Regions from separate parts of the Homo sapiens genome. Here region 1 is linked to region 2. Evidence: chromatin loops called from intact Hi-C (ENCODE). Cell type or tissue: Calu3. All regions are shown on one strand. Region 1 overlaps CDH23 (cadherin related 23). Region 2 overlaps CDH23 (cadherin related 23).

What was found. Hi-C counts contacts between places; a loop is a spot of excess contacts. Peaks named below come from ENCODE experiments on the same cell type or tissue, not always from the same donor. Only the 100,000 strongest peaks of a DNase experiment are listed, where the experiment ranks them.
Region 1: a loop joins it to region 2, with 8 times the contacts of the local background. A loop is called at or near these places in 11 of 110 quality-filtered maps.

What each region holds. Positions count from the first base shown.
Region 1 is chr10:71,482,005-71,490,004 of GRCh38, forward strand. The region is part of intron 3 of CDH23 (cadherin related 23); the gene reads left to right. Among named protein-coding and RNA genes, the nearest start is that of CDH23-AS1, 26 kb to the right of the region's middle. RefSeq lists enhancers at 4,395-4,895, 4,896-5,396. In Calu3, a CTCF peak has its summit at 4,692 (motif pointing right); a DNase peak (open chromatin) is centred at 4,687.
Region 2 is chr10:71,609,791-71,617,790 of GRCh38, forward strand. CDH23 (cadherin related 23) reads left to right here. Exons shown (of 70, transcript NM_022124.6): 10 at 5,714-5,826; 11 at 7,415-7,603. Among named protein-coding and RNA genes, the nearest start is that of CDH23-AS1, 100 kb to the left of the region's middle. RefSeq lists an enhancer at 2,502-3,016. In Calu3, no CTCF peak of the experiment used is centred here; a DNase peak (open chromatin) is centred at 3,821.

The sequences.
Region 1 (8,000 bases), 130 kb before region 2:
CTCTTCCCACCCTCCCCGTCCAGAGCATCAGGAGCCTGACTGAGGCCCTTCGCAATGAGGGCCTGGCCAAGTCCCTGGTGGCGGTCCCCATTCTGTGATTCGCCATCCCCATGACCATAGCGGGCTTCCAGGTATGAGGCCCACTGCCAAAGCCTTCCCCCACCTTCCTTCCTCCTTTCTGCCTTCCCTCTCTTTCTTCCTTGCTCCCTTCGTCACTTTCTTCCTCCCTCCTTTTCTCCCTCTGTCTCTTTCCCTCCCCTTCTCTCCTTTCTCCCTTTGCATTTCTTTATTCCCTCTAGTATTGAACTTCCAAAGTAGAGTTCCCTGTCATAAAGGACCTCAGGTCCCAGAATCCCTTGCAGGTCTACCCCTCCCCACCTACCTGGACCCCTGCCCCAACAAAGATACCTCTCTATCTTCTTCTTCTTAGCATAGGACTGCTTTAAAGTTGATGCCAGAAGTTTCTTGACCCTTGGGAAGCCTCCTGTTCTCTAGGCCATAGTGGACACCTGAGGTTGGGGGGACAGGCCCCATAGGAATGGGAGAGGCTGCCTCCTCCACCCCATTGGTGGGGGTGTGCCAGTGCTCAGGACCACCTGTGGGGGCACTGGACTGCTGGGCAGGTGGAGGGGTTAGGGGTATCATCAATGCTGCTGGGCTGGTTTGTTTCAGATCTCTTGCCTCCAAAAAGACCTGGGGGCACTTAGCAGGAAAAGCCGAGTGCGAATGGAGACACAGGAGGATAAAATATTGTGGCTCATCCGGAGGAAGCAGAGGGATTAGGTGGTGTCAGGTGCCCGAGTTGAGCGGATTACAACATTTGGGGCATTGCATTTGGCCCTAAGTTTTCTGACAGTTAAATCCAAGAGGGAGCCATCCTGAAGTGTTTCCAGGCAACAGAAAGCGTGCCCATTAATCTGTAGAGCAGTTTTTCTCTGTGGAAGTAAATCTCCAGCAGGAATTGATCATGTGGGTCTTGGTACAAAGGACATTGAGAGGTGCAGTCAACAGCATCTTCAGCTGCAGTTTTGCAGAAGATACAAAAATGCTGTTCAGTGGCCCGTCCTGGCGGATGGAGGCAGGGGTCTAACATTAAATCACAACTCAGCTGGGGCCTGGGTGCCAGTAAGGCTGGGGCTGGGGGCTTTGCCTTCTGGGAAGCTCCCTGGATGCCAGGCTGTCCTTAGGACTTGGTGACCCACCCCAGCATAACTGTGCATTCACTCTCACCCTTCCAGGGGTGACGTTCAACATGCTCACTTACCTATCCAGCATGGGACACCCAAGCCCACAAGAGGCTGGTGGGGAGGGTTGAACTTTTTGGGGAGCAGGCCCAGGCAGCGGGGTGGGAGTGCCTAGGACAGCAGCTCTTTATCAATCTGCAGATGGTGTTGGACATTTTAACAACCAGTGTGGCTATTCTGGTGATTCCCAGCTGGGTCTCAACCCCGCCCCTCATCTTGCTCCTCACTTTGCCAGTCTCTCTGCCCTGTTCCCAGCCTCCCTCAAGAACCCAGGCGAGCACCATCTCTCTTCTTCCACTCTGGCACTTTCCCCCACTAGCTCCCACGTGCAAGTGCGTCTTAATCACTGCAGTCATGGGATGAGGGAGAAGCTCCTCACCCTTTCCTGGGCCTTCGCCGTCCTAAGGGCTGGTCCCTGGGCTCAGCCTTTTAGGTGCATCAGCTGATTTAATCCTCCTAGTGGCCTGTGTGGTGGATGCAATCCTACACCCATTTTTCAGGTGGGGAACTGAGGCATAGAGAGTTTAAGTGCCAGTCCTGGGACTAGGTAATGCAAAAATCACTGTTTTGGTGTACATGCTCACACACATTTCCTGTGTTTCTGTGTTCACTCTCCCCCCACACACATGTTCACTCTCCCCCCACACACATGTGCCTGTGCACACACACATGCCCCCTCACATGCACATTTTTACATCCTTGCTGCGGAGCCTTCAAAGGAGGTGCTGGGTCTTGTCCTCCAGCCCGAGCGCACCTGTGGAAATCATGGTTCTGGGATCCTCCCACCATTCCACACCTCCCACGGCCACAGCGTGCAGCTGTGGTCCCAGGGCCTGTATCTGGATGTGGGGGGTGAGGGCTTGAGGCATGGTGGCCCCATTACTCACAGGTGGGAGGACGCGAGAACAGTCGAGCCGCTCTTAAATATCTCTCCACGTCGTCCTCATTAATAACTGTAATGCCAGCATCATTTGCTCTTAAATAGCTTCATTTATCAACAAGCAATTTGCCGTGGCGAGGTGGTAGGGACGCAGATAAGCAGACAGGGCCAAAGTGCTTGCAAGACACCTGCCAAGTACCGTCCTCTCTCTTCCTCCATCTCCCAGGGGAGCAGGAGAAAGAGGAGGCAGCGGCAGGAAACTTAACAGGAGGTGTTCCTCCAACCCAGAGAGGGGCCGCAGGATCACCTTTTTCCAGACTCAGAGGAGCTGGGCAGCACAGGACAGGCTGGCTGCTGGGGAGGCTGGCACTCCCTGGGCCCCGGCGTTTGTGTGGCACTCAGGGAATGCTCTGACAGCTCTTTCAGCCGCGTGCAGGACTGAGAGTCAGGAGGTCAGAGCCCGGCCCTGCTCTGCCATCTCCTGGTGGTGACCTTGGGGGTGCCTTTGGACCACCCACTGTGTCATTTGTAAACATTATCAGCAATGCTGGGCATCCTCTATCTTGTTTCTGATCTCAAAAGGACTGTGTCTAAAGTTTTTTTCATTAAGTGCAATGCCTGCTGTAGGTTTTTGGTATATACATTCTGTTGAGTTAAGGATGTTCCCTTCTATTCCTAGTTTGCTGGGGTTTTATTACAAATAGGTGTTGACTTTCTCCTATGCATTGATGTCTGTAAAATGGGGACTTGAATGAGCAACTTACATACAAGTTCATGTACACACTAAAGGGCTGTGTCATTTAGGAGTGTATTGGCTGCAAGTTACAGAAAATTGGCTGGCAGTGGTGTCCACAAATAGGGGTGTGTGTTTTTCTTTCTTTTCGTTTCTTTTTTCTTTTTTTTTTTTTTTTTTTGTGGGACGGAGTCTTGCTCTGTCACCCAGGCTGGAGGGCAGTGGTGCGATCTCGGCTTACGGCAACCTCCGCCTCCCAGGTTCAAGTGATTCTCCTGCCTCAGCCTCCTGAGTAGCTGGGACTACAGGTATGTGCCACCATGCCCGGCTAATTTTTGTATTTTTAGTAGAGACGGGGTTTCACCGTGTTAGCCAGCATGGTCTCAATCTCCTGACCTCGTGATCCACCTGCCTCGGCTTCCCAAAGTGCTGGGATCACAGGAGTGAGCCACTGCGCCTGGCTGGGTGTGTGTTTTTCTTATAAAAAGTGGTCTGAAAGTTGGTGGTTGCAGAGTTGGTTGGCTCAGGGAATGAATGACACCATTAGAGACCTCAGCTTTTTCTGTCTTTGGCCATCCGTCCTGCATTGACCTTTTGTGCTCAGGCTGCCATGTCTGCGACATTCCAGGCAGGTGCAAGGGAGGAGGAGCTGAAAGCTCTTTGTTTGAGAGGATATTCCCACCTGCTCCCAAGCCAACTTCCCCTTCCATCTCATTGGCCAGAGTCAGCCAGGGCAGGTGAGGCTGTTTGACTGCCCCAGCCCAGCAATGATTCATGCCCCGAGGCAGGAGATGGTCCTACCTCCACTGGCTGTCTGAACAGATTGGGGCTGTGTGGGCAGAGAAGCAGTGTGGGGTGGGATGGGCGTGGTTGCCAGGTAGGCACATCTGCCATTGTGGGTGGTCATGCTGGAGTCCCTTACTCCAGATGGGTGTCATCCTGCCCTCAGGGTGCTCCAATTCTATGACAAAGCCACATTTGAACAGGAGGTTGTCCAGGCGTCTCAGTCTGAGATGCTCATGCCCAGCTGGCACTTGAGAAGCCACAGAGAAGTCTGACTTATCTTCCTGGGGGACTAATTTTATTTGCAAATGGATGGAGAAAGAAAAATTTTATATTAAAAGAAGCATCAATATATTTGGAGTAGAAGACAGAGTTTATGTAGATTTTCAGGTCAGACCCACTTGACCCTAAGCTCCTGGAGCCACGCCTGTCCTGTCATTATGTAGATGTCAGTGACAACTTATTGAATGGATAAATGGGAGAATTAAGCTGCGAAGACATTATTAAACACAAGACTCTGAATCAATTTCATCTTTGGGGTCTGCCTCTTTGGGGTCCTTATTTCCAGAGGTACTAGTCCCTGTCTCCTCTGCATCTAGGGATGTTTTGATGTGAATTACTGAATGAACAGGTTATTTGGTGGAGACTCTAGGCACTCTGGGATTACAGAGGAAAGGGAGGCAGAAGAATGAATGTGTGACCATCAGGGAAGGCTTCCTGGAGGGGGTGGGCCTTGAACTGGGAAAGATGGGATGAGAGGAGGGGAGCAGCCTGGTGCTTTTGTAGCACAGGCCAGCCTAGAGTGGGGGCAGGAGGCGGGGATTATGAGGGGACACATGACAGGGGCTCGAGGGGACACATGACAGGGGCTCAGCTGCAAGTAATGTGGCATAAGGTGACATCACTGTCTACCAGGGTTTCCCCAAATATCATCTTACACCAGACCTCCAGCAGAGTAGGACAGGTATCATAGTCCTCATTTTCTAGATGGGAAACGGAGGCTCAGGCCATAGCCACAGTTGCATGGTCAGTAGGGGGCGCAGCTGGACCTGACCTGGTGTGTCAAACTCCAGCGCTGTACTCTTGGGCTACTCTTCATTGTCCTAGGCCAGGGTCTCTAGAGACAGACTGAGCTGGAAATTGCTGTGCAGGAGGCTTACGGGGGTGTGCAGGAGTGAGGGAGCAGGACTGGGCAGAGGGAGAAGTGGAGCTGCAATGCAGCTGCTGGAAAGGCCTCAGCCGACCCTCTGGGGAGCCCTGGGGAGGGGCTGATCCCTGCTGAGCAAGAGAGCCAGGCCTTGGTACCTTCCCACCAATCACTCATTGGGCACAGACTGCCCACTGGGAGGGACACAACCCTGGGCCAGGCATATGCTCTGTACCCCTTCCCCTGTTGGCCTCCCCCACCTCCCCAAGGTGCATCTAGAACCAGCTGTTTCCCCTGCCTGGAATGGCCTTCTCTGCTCTCTCACCTCTCACCTCCAACTCATCCTCCAGGTCCAAGTTCACACGTCATTTCCTTTATCTCTAAAATCTACTGTCAGAGATATAGCAAAGTGCAAGACAGTAGACTACTACGTGTGTAAAAAAGAGAAATAAAGTGTATATAAATATATATGAGTGTGTATATGTGTATACAGATGACCCTTGAGCAATGTGGGGGTTAGGGGTGCTGACCACCACACAGTCAGAAATCCTCATATAACTTTTGACTCCCTGAGAACTTAGCCCAAGCCGTTCAGACCCGTGTTGTTCAAGGGTCAGCTGTACATGCACATACATACTTGCTTACATGGACGTGACATAAGCGTGTCTCTAGAAAGAGACATAAGAAACTGCAAACAGCGGTTCTTGCAAAGGGCTGGATGGGTAGGAGGCTCTGTGTTCCTTTTGAATTTTGAATTATGTAAATTAATGGCATAATAAAATTTAAATGAATCAAATAATTATTAAAAACACAAGTTTAAAAAGAATCGTTAAATCATTTGGTGGGGTGGGGCCTAACTGCTCACTTTTCTCCGTATGGCCCTTATCACCATGGTAATGAAATAATTCATGGTGTGGTTATTTATTTAGAGTTTGTTTCCACCCCCTGGTTGTAAGTGGTCTTGCCCACCATGGGAACCCCATGCCTAGACACCCTGGTGAGCCTTGGAGGATAACCAGTCATCATCCTCAGGCCAGCTACTATTCTCACCTCTCTCCTTCTCCCACCCCATGCATAAAAACAGCCTACTTCCTTCTCATTTTTTGCTTATTAATGCTCTTTATGACCACTTATGCATCCAGCCTAGAGGCCCTTGCATAATATATCCACCCTGTGCGTACACCATCATTGCATACATAATATGGCAACATCTGCACTCCTCAGGCCTTGGCCCCTGCCCCTCTCTGTACCTTTCTGGGAACCTCAGCTATTGTCCACTAGGTACCAACTCTGTGCCCTTCAAGGGGCCAGGCCCTGGGTCATAGTCAGGCCTGCAGGAGAGTGGGAGATGGACCATCAACAGTTGTTTTGTGTGGCTGAATCTGCCAGTGAGCACAGGCAGCATGGAGGGAAAGTCAGGAGGTGCCTGGGTGGAAGTGTGGAGGAAAGGCATTTACTAAGAGAAAGGAGGTAAAAGGTTTTCCAGACAGAGGAACTTTGGCCTGGCACCTTCTCCTGAGTACAAGATGCCGTAAATTTGGGTACAGCTCCTAGAGAAAAAGATGGGAATCTTTCTGCGCAGGAGTGAGGGCTACCTGCCAATCTTGGACCTGAGTCACTGAGATTGGCAGCAGAACCTTTTCTAGTGCTGCCCTGGCCACTTTAACACCCCTTTTCCTGGTCCATCTGACTTGTCAATCATTTCATCCCTCCAAACCGATAGTATACCCATGATCCATCTGCTGCATTCTGTTCCCAGCCTTGATTTGTTTGACCCACTCAGAGTTTCTTTAAACATCTGATTGTTAAGACTTAAACATTGAAATGTTTCTTGCAAACATGAATTTCCAGTTTTTGTTGATTGCACCTGGCAACAATCAGTGGGAACTGAGAAAGCTCCCTGCCTTAAACGGGACATATGTGCCCTGCAACTCACTACATTGTTCACCTGAACTTCTTTCTTCATCTTTTTTTCCTACTTATCCCTAGTGGCATTGACTAATTAAATAGCCTGAACATGTCTGTATCATTCTTGTTCTTAAAAGATATTTTTGCTTAATATGGAATTCTAGGTTGCCATTTACTTTCAGTACTTTGAAGTACCTTTCAGTACTTTCAGTCTATTGACTTTGGGATCCACTGTGATCATTGAGAAATCACCTGTAAGTTTAAATGTTGGTACCTTGAAGGTAGTCTGTTTTTCTTCTTTGGTTGCCTTTAAAATACTCTGTTTTTCTTTGGTATTCTGAAGTTTTACTATGACCTATCTGGGTTTGAATTTCTATTTATTTATCCTGCTGGATTTCATTTGTCTTCTTTAATCTATGGAGTTTTTGATTAATTCTGGAACGTTCTCAGCCATTATCTCTTCAAATATTGCATCTGCTCCATTCTTTGCTTCTGGAATCTCAGTTAAATGTAAGTTAGATCATTTATTGTATCCTCCATTCTTCTTAGCCTTTCTGTTGTATTTTCCATCTCTAACCCCTCTGTGTGGCGTTCTGGGTAATTTCTTCAATTTTACCTTTCAATTCACTAATTCTCTTTCCAGCTATGTCTAATCCTCTACAAAGCTAATGTGTTTGAAATTCAAATGATCATATTTTGATTCCTAAGGGCTCTATTTGACCCTTTAAAAATTTTCCTTGGTCTTTACTGGTATTTGCAAGCCTCTCTTTCCATTATTGAAACACAGTAAACATGTTTTACATTCTATGCCTGATAATTGTAATATCTGAACTATTTGAGGGCCTGATTATGCCATCTATTTTTTTCTTTAGGTTTTCATTCACAGTGCCTCGGGGTGTGTGTGTGTGTGTGTGTGTGTGTGTGTGTGTGTGTGTGAATTTTGACTGTGAGCTACTCATTTGGTTGGTTGAGAGAGTGATTCTTTGAGACCTGAGATAAAGGTCAGAGTTCCTCCAGAGGGAATTTGTATTTGTTTTTCTTAAGCACTTAAGCTCACTACTTGTCTGGGACTACTTTAAATTAAATTCTTCACTTAAGGATTTTAGATACCCAGGCCGTGTGAATTTGGGCTGCAAATGCAGATGTGGGCCATTAGGGTTACAAATCCTTAAGAGTCACGTTCCCCTCTCTATTCAGCACCACGATTTCAGAGAGTTCATTTTCTTTTCTTTCTTTTTTTTAAAGACTGGCTTGTGTGGGGGTATGAATTTATTTCTAGTCACTCTGACAATAAGGGGGAGGTTC
Region 2 (8,000 bases):
ACAGCTCTTGTCTCTTGCCTTACCTTCCCCCACCAGTCCCCATGGTAGGCCACCTCCCCAGCTACCTGGAAGACATCGCAACATGGACATTCTGCTGCTATGTAAAACTCTACCATGGAGGAATTTATCTAGAACTTTCCAGAATGTGTAAGGACTCCCCCGTGTGTGTGTGTGTGTGTGTGTGTGTGTGTGTGTGTGTGTGTGTGAGAGAGACAGAGAGACGAGAGAGAGAGAGACGGAGTCTCACTCTATCACCCAGGCTGGAGTTCAGTGGCATGATCTTGGCTCACTGCAACCTCCGTCTCCCAGGTTCAAACAATTCTCCTGCTCAGCCTCCCGAGTAGCTGGAATTATAGGCACCTGCCAGCATGCCCGGCTAATTTTTATATTTTTAATAGAGATAAGGTTCACTGTGTTGGCCATGCTGGTCTTGAAATGCTGACCTCAAGTAATCTGTCCACCTCGGCCTCCCAATGTGCTGGGATTACAGGCATGAGCCACTGTGCCCAGCCCTAGGACTCCCTCTTGAGGAAGAAGCCACTTTGTTGACACTCCACTCTATGAAGGATGATGATCTCTTATTTGCCTCATCCTATTTCCTTGCCCCATAGCACAGGGCCAGGTGCAGAATGTGCACAAATGTGTGGAAGGCGAATGCTTGCAGGGAGAGAAAAAGAAATGTAAATCTAAGTCCAAGCTGGCCACTTGCTAGCCATGTGACCTTAGGCAAGTTATTGAGCATCTCTGAGCCTGCTTTCTCACACAGAAGATGGGATATCTTCTTATAAGGTGGTTGCAACGAATAGGTGATGTGATTGTGCAAACAGCTTAGCTCAGTGCCTGGTACATGGTAAGTGTTTGATAAGTAGTGGCTGCTACTTTTTAATAAATAGGAGAATGAAGGCTGCAATCCCCACCCCCCGACCCCTGCCCAGCAGCCTTTCACACATGATTCATTCCTCCCAGCCTCTCTCTTGCAAATCTGAAAAGGTCTTGATTCCTGGAGCTCCTAGAGGAGGTGGCTGCCCCCAGGAAAACCAGCAGGGCCAGTAATGACCTGCTTTTTTCTTTTGTGATCAATTTGAATCACCAGTTCCCAGAATCCTTACGGTGGTAAAAGTGCAGCCACCACCCCACCCCAAAACCCCTCCCCTACCAGATACTCCCCGACCCTGGAACTCAGGACAGCACCTGTCCACCCAGGGGAAGCAGCTGCCCTTCTGCTCAGCAGAAGTGGGGCTGAACAGATGAAAGGCTTCCCTGGTGAGCGCCCCCAGCCCCCCAGCCCCCCATGGGAATTGGATGAAGAATGTCTGGGAGACCAGAAGGCCGACACGGAGGTATCAGTTTCCAGGAGAGCAGAGAAACTTGCATGTGTGGCTGCCAAGCCCACAGCGCCTGTGGAGGGGAGGACGTGGAAGTGAGGGAAGAAGTGAAGGGAGCGAGGCAGGGATGTGGAGTTCCCCTCCGCACCCACCATCCTGAATGAGGGGGGAGCAGAGGTCAGAGCTCTGGGTTCAGGGCCCTGTGTGTGGGCCTGAGGGTTTTGTTCTCAGCCTCAGTTCAGGGCAGCCTGTAAACACTAGCTCTCTGTGGCGAGGCTCTCCTGGCAAAAGTGTGGGGTTGGCTCAGTGTCACTGCTGGGAAAACAGCTGTAGGCACAGGCTGCTGGGGTGGTGGGGAGAGACCATGGTGGTACCATCTTGGTAAAGCACAGGCAGCCAACATTTGTTGGGAGTTTCCTGTGTCCCCAGCACTATATTAACTTATTTAATCCTTAAAGTGACAGCCTGGGGTGGGTTCTATTATTGCCCCCCTTTTACAGACCAAGCAACTGAGGCCCACATATAAGTCACTTGATCAAGTTCACACAGCCAGTAAGTAGCAGACCCATGATTTGAACCCGTGCTGTCTGCCTCCAGAGGGTGTAATCTTAACCATTTCTTTTCCGAATTGCTTTTCTTCAGGGGCCTTAGCTCAGCGAGTACTTACACTTTCAATTGTGTGGTTTTATCATGAATGTCTGTCTTCACAGACAATTCATATGAGACTGAAGGCATCAACCTTGCCTGCTTTTCTTTACCGATTCTCCAACACCTTGCGCATAGTAGGTGCTCAATATGAACTTGAAGGAATGAGTGAATTAAAAAAACCAATGAATCTTTGAATGAGACGTGCCCTTGGCCTTTCCAGCTTTGGAGGCAGGGCTCATCTCCTGCCCCTACCCAAGCCTAGCAGCATCCCAGAGAGTACCAGTGTTGCTATGGTGACAGTAAGAACATCTTACCGAGCATCTCACTGAGTCAGTCCTCTCTCAGGTGGCCTTGTCGGCTCCCTAGGTATAGCTCTTTCTGGCTGTTGGTCTGGGGAGTTAATCACTCGTGCTTGGCAGGAGGTGGGAAGGTGTACTCCATGCAAACAGATGTGTGAAAAAGAAGTGTGTGTGTGTGTGTGTGTGTGTATGTATGTGTGTCTTGAGTTTGGTTGAATGTGGACTGTGTGGGGGGTACTTGCCTGCAGGTTTGTTGGAGAAGGTTGCCTAGGTCGGGGCATGGGGTGTCTTATGTGCTGGGGACAGATGCCGGGTTTGGAGTGGGCAGTGTGTACGTGAACGGGGCATAGGAGCTGAGTGAAGAAATACAAGTGAGTGTTCCAGGGTTGAAAACCCTGTTTTTCAAACCAAAAATGAAAGCACGTCATTCAACAAGGGGCTTCAGGTTTGTGAATGATTTATAAGAAAAATCTCACAAAGATAAAAATTGAATCACATTTAGCTAAACATTTGATAGGCTCCTTTATTTAAAAAAGTAAATTTATATGAAAATCTGGAATGCTGGGATGCTGTCTGTGGGGGGGCTGGGGAGGGGACCCCTGCCTGTGAGTGTGTTGGGGCAGGAGTGGGAGGCCGGAGGCTCTGAGGTCTTGCCTCAGGGCAGCCCTTCAGCTGAGCCTTAGGGGCTCAGAGGACCTCAGCCCCTACAGGGCCCTGCACTGCCTCTGCTTCACCCAGCCTCAGCACTGATCACCCTGTACGTTGAGTGCTGTGGCCCCCATTAAAATGTATCGCCATTTGTTTTTGAGACAGTCTTGCTCTGTCGCCCAGGCTGGAGTGCAGTGGTGTGATCTCGGCTCACTGCAACCTCCGCCTCCCAGCTTCAAGCGATTCTCATGCCTCAGCCTCCTGAGTAGCTGGAATTACAGGCATGCGCCACCACACCCAGCTGTTTTTTGTATTTTTAGTAGAGATGGGGTTTTGCCATGTTGGCCAGGCTGGTCTTGAACTCCTGACTTCAAGTGATCTGCCCATCTCCGCCTCCCAAAGTGCTGGGATTACAGGCATGAGCCACCGCGCCCAGCCTGTATGCTCATTAGAGAAGCACAATAACTGTTTGTTGAATGAATGAACAGATGAAAACACACATCTCGTTTCTCTAGCAGCAAAATTCCCAGCTAAAGAAACTCCCTTCTATCATACATTTATATGCCTCCTTGCAATCCTGTCCCCCCAACTCCCCACTATGCAAACGCAGCCATACAAAACCCAGCAGGAAGTGACCTAGGAGTCTCCATGGCTGGGAAAGGAAGCCTTAGGCAAGGGGATAGCTACAGTGACACCCCCTCCTGGGCTGGCCCCATGTTAGAGATTCCGAAGGCATAGACTGATAGACTGAGTTCTAAACAGGCCCCACTGTCTGCAGCTTCTGCCTGGCCTTGCCCAGCCCATACAGTGGACTGGGAGGACAGGTGAGAGTGGCCACTAGCCACTAACTTGGGTAGAAGTAAGCTGCCTTGCTGACCAGCACAGGCAGGTGACTCAGCATGGGTTGGCTGAGAATAGCTTCTGTCCCAAAGTCTAAAGTTAGAAGAGGAAATTGCCCCACCCTTGACTTTTTCCCTAGTTAATCCAAGAGAGGCTATGAGCCTCTGCTACATGCAGATCCCTTTAGAGTTGGGGAAGGGGAAGACCTGGGAGCTACAGCCACTTCCACGGTGATTCTGGTGTTCACCTGCGTGTGTTGAAGGCTTGGGTATTAATTCTCTAACGTGGAATCGGTGTCCATCCATCCTCTTCCTCAGTCCTGCCCATTCTCCAGGAACCACCTCAAACAATAACGACAACACTACTGAGTCCTTATTTTGTGCCGGGGATGGTCCCAAAGTAATATATCTATACTTTCACACTTATTTAATTCTCATAACCCTGTGGGGCAGATGCCATTATTATCTGTATTTTACAAGTGAGGAACCAGAGCACAGAGGGTTTAGGTAAGTTGCCCAAGGTCACACAGCCAGTCAGTGGTCCAGGGAATTAATGACCCCTCCTCTATGGAGCTTTCCTTCTTTGAGCTTTCCCATCTGTAAACAGCCCCTCCCTGCTGTGAACTCAGAGATGCCGATTCTGGTGGGTACCAGAGATCACTTACCAGGCTGCAAAGTGCTTTGGTGTCAGAATTCCTGGCACGCTGACATCTGCATGCCCAACAATGCCCAGCTCAGGGCCTGCTATAGGAAAGCCTACCCCAGAGATTGCTGGGTGGGTGAATGAATGGGAGTGAGTGAGTATGTGAATGAACCAACAAACTGGTTTGTGAAGAAGACAGCAGAGTGGAATTGGGATTTTCCCAGGTGAATTCACATGTGGGAAGGGCATATAGGCAAGGTGGGGGCCCATGCAGGACTGGCCCAGGTGAGGAACATGCCTGCCACTGTGTGCCCAGCGTTGGCCAGGTACCTTAAGGGACAGTCATGAAAGGTCTCCATCTTCAGAGGGCCGGGAAGGGAGATCCAATGAACACCCAATAATCAACTGGGGAACAGTTAGTTACAAAACAGTGGCTACTGCCTGTGGGGACCAGAAAGGGCCAGCTAGAGAAGTCAGGACTGCCTTTCTGGAGGAGGAGAAGAGGCTGGCACTGAGCTGGGCAGAGGATGAGGACAAGAGAGAATGACAGACACTAAAAGATGAGGAGGCAGGAAAGAGCATAGTGATCTGGAGAAACCCAAGGACGCCAGTGTGAGTTTCTGTGGAGAGAAAGCAGAAATTGAAGGTGGCAGAGGGAGAGGGGTGGGTTTACAGAGACATCGGTTTGAGGCAAGTGTGGCTCATAGATAATTTTTGCCAGTACTTTAATACATATCTTAAATTTTAATAAGTACTTAACATAGTACTTTTTTAAAATTATGTCTTTAATTTACATTTTTTGTAAAAGGAAACTTTACATCACGGTCATAAATAAAAAATTAGAATAGAATATACTAGACTAGACTAGACTAGAATAGAATGTCACCATAAAAATAAGCACAAGAGAAACAAAACCAGGTTATTGCATCCTGGCTGGCGTCCACTCCCTTTGGAAGGCTCTGAGCCTGAAGCCTGCTCTCTCTTTGTTAAAAAAGAAATCAAGCGAGTCTAGAGAAGTGTTAAAGCATAGTAGCACCAAACCAAGACTTTCTCCCTGGCTGGGTCACAGAGACCAGAAGGAGATTGGAAAGGCCATGCTGTTCTCCTTCTGGGACCCGTTGCTGTCTGCCGGCTGCTCCATGGACTCCAGGGCTCTTTCTATTACTCTTGAACCAGCATTCATTTCAAGTAACTGATGAGTCTTTAATGCCCAGAGAGGAGCCCTGGCCCCAGCTCCATGCCCCCCTGCCCCCAGCTCCATGCCCCCCTGCCCTGTGCCTGGTCACACCTGAATGCTTCTCTCTCTTGCAGGGAATACCAACAGCATCTTTGCCCTGGACTACATCAGCGGAGTGCTGACCTTGAATGGCCTGCTGGACCGGGAGAACCCCCTGTACAGCCATGGCTTCATCCTGACTGTGAAGGTGAGACCTGGGTGGGCACCTTCACCCCAGGTAGAGGAGATGCCCCTACTCGGATGCCAACCTCCAGCAGTGTCCGAGGGCTCCTGCCCCCGGTGGTGGCGCCGGAAGCACTTCGCTTCCGTGCTCTCACCCTGCACTGCCTCCCGGGGCTGTGCCCAGGGCCCCATCAGGAAGGCACCCACGTTATGAAGTTGTAGGTGTGCTGGGCCTGCCGCATCCATCATCAACAACCACACGGGTTGGAACTTTTATCCCCTCTCAGCGGGAGGCACACAGTAGGTGCTCATCCTGTGGTCCTTCCTTACTGTTGTCCCAGGATTCCAAGTTCTCTGTTGCAGCCACCTGGAATTCTGGAATTTGCCCCATTTCTGGGGTTCTGTCCCACTTCCAAGTGCCATGACTTCCTGTTAAGAAACAGCAATGCAGCAGGGAGCAATGCAACAGCAATGTGCTGGGGTCTCCACCCCAGGATGTGAGGCAGAGCTACAGTCCCGCACCCGCTGCAGCCGCCTGCCACTCACGGTCGGTTTCAATTCAAATCAGTGACTTGCAGAGCCATTCCCTGAGAAACCCGTTTAGGGGTATGGATCCTGTCTGAGCCACGGGGGGTCTTCCCAGCCCAGGCCATCAGCCGTTGATTGAGAGAAACGGGTGGCCCAAAGACTGAGGCCAGGGGCTCTGGGAAGGAGGCCCTTCCAGCGCCATGGGGAGGATGGTGCAGCCCAGCCTGGCCCTTAATTGCTGTCCTTGACCTTGGGAGGCCCTGCTGTTCAGGTGTGGGTTAGCCATGGGAGGGCGTGCTCCCACCACCATCCTTCCCTCCTGTCTGCTCTCCTGCCATGGAAGTGAGGTGGTCAGCTCTACCAGAGAGAGCTGCCCCCTGGTCCCAGCACCCCACTGCGGGACTTGAACTCAGTTTTTCTGTCTTTATATAAAATGTGAGGGTGTGTTCTCACACTTGGCTGTGAACCCGAATCCCCTGGAAAGCTATTGAAAGGTATCTGTTCCTGTGTCTCTCACCCAGAGAGATTCAGATTCAGAAGGCTGACTCAGAACTGGGAATGGGCACTTTTGGGCCCATGGCTCTGGCCCAGAGACTGGACACCCAGGTATCTGAATCAGTCCATCTGTGCTGACCCTCAGAGTCGAGCACAGGGTTCAGCCCATAGCAGATGCTCAGTTAAGTCTTGATTAACCACCAGCACAAACATTCTTGGCCTCAGTTTCACAATCTGCCAAAGAGAATGAAGACTTCCCTCTTGTCCCTCGATGAACCCCCAGATCTGTCTTGTCCTCCCTACCCCATCTCATCCATCTGCTGTCAGTCCTAGGATCCTACTACCTGAGCTTAAAATCTACCCTGGCTGTGAATCCTTATACAAGTTACTTAGTCTCTCTGAACCTCAGTTTCCTTATCACTAAAATGGGGATACTAATGATAAAATCCTCCTCCTGGAGTTGTGGTGAGGATTAGATGGGATCATTCACATTGAGGCACAGTGGCTGGTGCTGAGAAAGTCTTTGGTAAGCAAGAGCTGTTGCTGTGATTAGCTGCCTTCACTCCGGGGTGACTGATCTCTGTCCATAGGGCACGGAGCTGAACGATGACCGCACCCCATCTGACGCTACAGTCACCACGACCTTCAATATCCTGGTTATTGACATCAATGACAATGCCCCGGAGTTCAACAGCTCCGAGTACAGCGTGGCCATCACTGAGCTGGCACAGGTCGGCTTTGCCCTTCCACTCTTCATCCAGGTGGTGGACAAGGATGAGGTGAGTCCCTGGACACATGGCCCATGCAGACCCACCACCCATCCAGACCCACCACCCTGCCTGGGCTGTTCAGGTCCTCAGCTATAAAATAGAAACAAACATTGCGGCACCCCACTCCTGGTAGGTTCTGAGGATAAATAAGGCTGAAAAAAAAATCACTAGTCTCTACTTTTGGATTATCCCCTACACCCTGCAAAAAACATGTAAGCACATGTTTCCATATGTGTGGTTATTATTTAGAAGTTACATACATGATCATCATACTAATCTAGTAGGGATATTGTAAAGCATGTACAAAAATAGCAATTTTAAAAGGTAGAAATAAGGCCAGGTGCAGTGGCTCACATCTGTAATCCCAGCCCTTTGGGAGGCCGGCAGATCAAGAGGTTAGAAGTTT